2 separate regions of the Mus musculus genome follow, and region 1 is linked to region 2. A link is a loop called in an ENCODE intact Hi-C map of the cell type or tissue named here. Cell type or tissue: left cerebral cortex. All regions are shown on one strand. Each heading gives the region's core, and the rest is flanking DNA. Links, peaks and the distances in the headings are about the cores only. Region 1 has its middle 8.3 kb from the start of Gls2. Region 2 has its middle 1.4 kb from the start of Zbtb39.

Region 1 (2,812 bases), core at 308-2,807, 450 kb after region 2:
AGATGGCTCAGCAGTTAAGAGCACTGATTGCTCTTCCGAATGGTCCTGAGTTCAAATCCCAGCAACCACATGGTGGCTCACAACCATCTGTAAAGAGATCTGATGCCTTCTTCTGGTGTGTCTGAAAACAGCTATACTGTGCTGTTAATAAATAATAAATAAATAAATCTTTTAAAAAAACAATAAAAATTAAAATACACTTTTAATAATAAATAAATAAATCTTTAAAAAAACAATAAAAATTAAAATACACTTTTAAATAAGAATCACGAGTAAAGCTGGGCAGTGGTGGCGCACGCCTTTAATCCCAGCATTTGGAAGGCAGAGGTGGGCGGATTTCTGAGTTCGAGGCCAGCCTGATCTACAGAGTGAGTTCCAGGACTGCCAGGCCTACCCTGTCTTGAAAAAACAAACAAACAAAGAATCACAAGTAAAAGATTTGGAGCTGGACGGACCGCATCTGTTTGAGAAGATGTCTGTGATTCTATGATGTCACTATTGGCCCCTCGGGATCAGGGTGGAGAACAGAGATTAATGGATTACCTGCAGATGTGCTGGACTCTAGCCAGATACAGGCCATCATGTGTGCTTGAAAGTCAGAAGGCTGACCAGCATGCTAGTGAAGGTCTGGATAGGCTTCAGAAACCAGGAAATAAACCTCATCAAAGCCAAGGACACTCACCTCCAGTATACTCCCATCTACAATTTAAAAAAAGCTCCTCCCTCTGATGAACGTGTCTGCCTCAAGTACTCTGTAATGGAAATGATCTAAAAAGTTGAATTTATCTCCTTGTAAAGAGTTATGAAAAGGAAGGTTAGGGGGCTGGAGAGATGACTCAGCGGTTAAGAACACTGACTCTTCAAGAGGTCCTGAGTCCAGTTCCCAGCAACCACATGGTGACTCACAACCATTTGTAGTGGGGTCCAATGCACTCTTCTGGTGTGTCTGAAGACAGCAACAGTGTACTCATATAAAATAAATAAATAAATAAATAAATAAATAAATCTTAAAGAGAGAGAGAGAGAGAGAGAGAGAGAGAGAGAGAGAGACAGGTACTCAGAAGAGCGGATGTGGAATAGTGACCTGGGAAAAGGCATGTGTTCTGTGTCAGAGCCCAGACTGACCTCTGACTCATGTTCATCTTGTGTCTGGAGAAGAGTGCTTGTTGGCACAGGGAATTGGAGTTTAGGTTACCAGCATGTAAATGCACCACCACCTGTAATCTGCAGAGTCTAGCACCCTCTACTGGCCCCCATGGGTACTGCATAAAAGTGGTGCATGTCCATGCAGGCAAACCAAAACTTCCTTAGCTTCCAGACTTAGTTTCCAGACCACTGGGACCACAGGTGTATGCATGCATCCATGCCAGCTAGGAATCTATATTTTTCTGACTCTCCGTTCCTTTTTTTTTAAAGATTTATTTATTTATTTTATGTATATGAGTACACTGTAGCTGTACAGGTGGTTATGAGCCTTCATGTGGGTTTGTTGGGAATTGAATTCAGGACCTCTGCTTGCTCTGGTCAGCCCCACTCACTCCAGCCAAAAGATTTATTTATTATTATAAATAAGTACACTGTAGCTGTCTTCAGACACACCAGAAAAGGGCGTCAGATCTCATTACGGGTGGTTGTGAGCCACCATGTGGTTGCTAGGATTTGAATTCAGGACCTTCAGAAGAGCAGTCAGTGCTCTTACCTACCAAGCCTTCTCACCAGCCCCTAACTCTCGATTCTATCCTATTTTCTTATGACAGGCATGGCCTCAGAATAGCTTTGAAGGATGGATCTTGAACTCTGACCCTGCCTCTCTGGCCCAAATGCAGGCATTCCAGGAATGAGATACCACACACACTCACTGACTTGTTTGTTTGTGTTTGTGTTTATTTTTGTTTTGTTGTTGTTGTTGTTGTTGTTGTTTGTTTTTTGTTTTTTGAGACAGCGTTTCTCTGTGTAGCCCTGGCTGTCCTAGAACTCACTTTGTAGATCAGGCTGGCTTCAAACTCAGAAATTCACCTGCCTCTGCCTCCTGAGTGCTGGGATTAAAGGTGTGCACCACCATGCCCCGCACTGACTTTTAAGAGGTTCATACCCACCTCTTTCTTACATTGAATCTTGTTTTGTAACTTTCTGAGAGAATGTCTCACTGTATAGCAAGGCTGGGATAGGATTCAGTCTCTCCCCTCACCCTCTTCAGAACTCAGATTATCTGTGACAAACACAGGAACTTGGGAAAGCAAAGGACTTAGCGGGTTTGCCCTTCCATGTCACAGTCCCTCATTATGGACTGAAGCAGAGAGTAGATGCGGCTTACTGTACTCTTTGGCTTGTTCCACTAGATTTTCCTACAGCCCAGGCCCATCTGCCTAGGGATAGTAACGCCCACAGTGGGGTGTGTCCTCCTTTATCAATTAGCAATCCAATGATGCCTCCAAAGACTTGCTAACAGGTCAGCCTCTTCAACAAAAGTTCTCTCCCCTTCTCCAGGTGCATTTGCATCACAGACCCCTACACCTAGCTTGGAACTAATTGTTTTTCAGTCTGAAGAGCAAATCCAGGGCTTCTTGCTTGCTAGAGGAGTACTCCAACGCTGGATACGCCCCAGCCCCACTCTTATCTCTTGCTCCCAGACTGTGAACACCAGTGAAGTAGGAACTATACTTTTGTCAGTATTTTTTGTTTTGTTTTGTTTTAATGTTTATTTATTTGTTTTATGTATATGAGTACACTGTAGCTGTCTCCAGACACACCAGAAGAGGGCATCAGATCTCATTACAGATGGTTGTGAGCCATCATGTGGTTGCTGGGATTT
Region 2 (2,812 bases), core at 228-2,727:
GACACTGCCTATATATCCTGTAAAGGGGTGGGACCTCATGAGAGCCCTTCCCTCCCATAAGTCCAGTCTTAATGCAGATATAGTCAGTCACAGCTGTAGAATAATTCAAGAGGACAAATGCGTTGTCATGCTCCAAGGATGGCGATCTACAGCAGTCCCCTCTTTCCCTGACTCTTGTATATGTTCTTCCTCGCCTCTGTCATATTTTGTTAACCCTGACATTCAGGAGGAGAAAAGGTCAAGTCCATGACTGTCCAATTAAAGCAGGCTGTATTTTTGGGTGAACCTAGGACAGGCCAGCTGGCTACCAGTTGGCTAAGTCGGGATTTGAGTAAGCAGTCCCTGCCGGCCTTTGGAAGGCTCTTCTATTGGAGAGATAAGGTGTTCACAGGGCCAAGAGGATTGGTTGACACACATGGTGAGAACAGAAGGGAAAAAGGATGGGTGTCATGTGCATGGGGTTGCACGCAAGTTACACAGGCCTAAGAAACAGGAACTGACTCTTAATGGTAAACAGAAACTTTATTTTGCAAGGACTTAAAGTGGGACAAACAGGAACTTCCTTTTGACTATCTCAAGTGCACACAGAACTCTTAACCGCAAGGTACATTTTTCCTGTTTTGGTCTCAGATTCCTTGAGCCCTGGCCGGGATACTACAAACATTTCACTCTGGACCGAACACTTAGTAACTAACTACTTATTCTTTGCACTTACCAGGTCTGAGTCTGCAGGTAACCACTGCCCACTGCAGGAAGCAGCTCCCCTGACCACGGACCACCACGATGATAAAATAGAGGCGTAAACACAAACGTTTAATGGGCAGCTTCAGAAAACGGAGTGGTGGGGGTCATGGTGCTGAGCCAGAAGCAGTGTCTAGGAGACCAGGAGTTTGGGTGTAAGAAAGTCAAGGTCAAAAGGCACCAAAAGGGAACAAGAGAAAGAACCCAGCATGCAGGAATAGGTGGCACACACCCCTGGCACATCCCACCAGGCAGTATGTGCTAAGCTTGATCCTATCAGCAGCTGTGGCTGCATCAGAGAGACAGTTCATGCCTCTGTAAAGTCAAAACTAGAGACTGAACTCATCCAGTCCAGACAGGAAAATTCCCAACACAAGCACTTCAAAGACAGAATATTCTCTGATTTTCATAGCTTCATGTGCTGGGCCCTATCTGAATGCTATGCCACAGAGTGTGCCTTCCTCTAAATTAAAGGTCGGACCTGAGAGGCATCTCCTGTCACTCATCACCCTCGTTTCACTGTCCAATTCCTTTCACGTTTTAGGAACCCAGGAGTGGGTAATAACACAGAAAAAAAACTTTTGAGACAGGCTTTTATGTAGCCTAGGCTACCTTCAAACTTGCTATGTAGCTGAGGGTGACCTTGACCTTCTGATACTTTCGTGTGGATGGACAACATAGTCATTCCCTGGTATGGCTAAAAGGGAGGATTTTGTTTGTTTTAAAAGATTTACTTATTAATACATTTATTATGTATACAGCATTGTGCCTGCACTTATGCTTGCAGGCCAGAAGAGGGCACCAGATCTCATTAGCGATGGTTGTGAGCCACTATGTGGTTGCTGAAAATTGAACTTCGGACCCCTGGAAGAGCAGCCAGTGTTCTTAACCTCTGAACCAGCTCCCCAGCCCACAAAGGGAATGCTTTTATGGCAGATATGAAAGAGAGAGGACAGATAGGCTGGAATTGGCCATGAGACACAGGCCTGGGCTGGAGTTGTGCCTGGCTGGCAGGCGAGGCAGGATGGGAAGGAGCCAGCCTGGGCTGTCTAGGCTGTGTAAGGACGTAGGCAGGGGAGCTTTGGTTTTATGGCTAGTCTTGAGCAGGATCATTTGATGAGCAGATTCAGGAGAAGGGAGGAGGCCAGTGATGGAATTCTAGACAGGGGACGGACCCGTTTAGGAAGACACCTGGGTTGCCACGGTCCAGGTAACAGAGTGACTCCATCTGGCCATCTACCAGGAAGGAGGGTCCGTTTTGGGCTATCAGAAGAGCTTCCTGGGGATCTAACCTGAAATACTCCATTCGTTAATCATCTACCCCTGGTGAGAGTGTCTGGTGCTGCTTCCAGGAATTTGGCATTGTCACTGGGCTCGGACAAGGAAGTAGGCTCAGATAAGAACGTGAGAAACGGTGACTGTGGGGCTTTGTTTGCTACTATGCTTAATCATTACCGTGTGTGATCTCTTTGTTTACTACTTCTCTTGATTACTTTGTCTTTGGTCTAAGAACCATGTTTTTTGTTTTTTTTGGATGTACCTAGAATGATATAAAAGCTAAAAAAATAAAGTTGCTTCAGCCTCAGCCTCAGCACTGGCTGGAGTCATGTTATAGTTTTGTCAATTTTTTTTTCTTCTTTGCAATCCTCACTCCCTCCCTTGAGACCCGGTTGACTGACTGAGCTGGCTTGGTCAGACCCCGCCCCCCTCACCCCCATCCGCACAGTCACATACCTGCACCCGCACACAGGTTTTTAGAAGGCGCCTATATGTGTGCAAGGCAAGGTGACAAGCAGAACTCAAAAGTGGAGCTCTGGCAAAACCACAGATCCCTGCCCTCAGAAAGCTCGCGGGAGTCATAAATTAACTGAACAAGCACACAGATTTTTGCGAGGCTGTTGGGGGACAGGGTTGGTTGGACCTGCTTTTCACTCCCCAGGCGCCACAGCGAGCGGGCTGGTGTGGGCTCGTGGCTCCGCCCGGCCGTCGGGGGGCGCTGCCTCCTCCCGGACGGCGGGGGGCGCTGCGGGCCGGGCGGCGGGGGGCGCTGCCTCCTCCGGGACGGCGGGGG

Evidence for each region. Peaks named below come from ENCODE experiments on the same cell type or tissue, not always from the same donor. Only the 100,000 strongest peaks of a DNase experiment are listed, where the experiment ranks them.
Region 1: a loop joins it to region 2, with 2.5 times the contacts of the local background. A loop is called at or near these places in 2 of 42 quality-filtered maps.

What each region holds. Positions count from the first base shown.
Region 1 is chr10:128,184,933-128,187,744 of GRCm38, forward strand. No RefSeq gene overlaps it. Among named protein-coding and RNA genes, the nearest start is that of Gls2, 8.3 kb to the right of the region's middle. In left cerebral cortex, for the core only: a CTCF peak has its summit at 1,249 (motif pointing left); a DNase peak (open chromatin) is centred at 1,244.
Region 2 is chr10:127,736,680-127,739,491 of GRCm38, forward strand. No RefSeq gene overlaps it. Among named protein-coding and RNA genes, the nearest start is that of Zbtb39, 1.4 kb to the right of the region's middle. In left cerebral cortex, for the core only: CTCF peaks have their summits at 1,523 (motif pointing right) and 2,721; no DNase peak of the experiment used is centred there; H3K4me3 peaks cover 329 bases.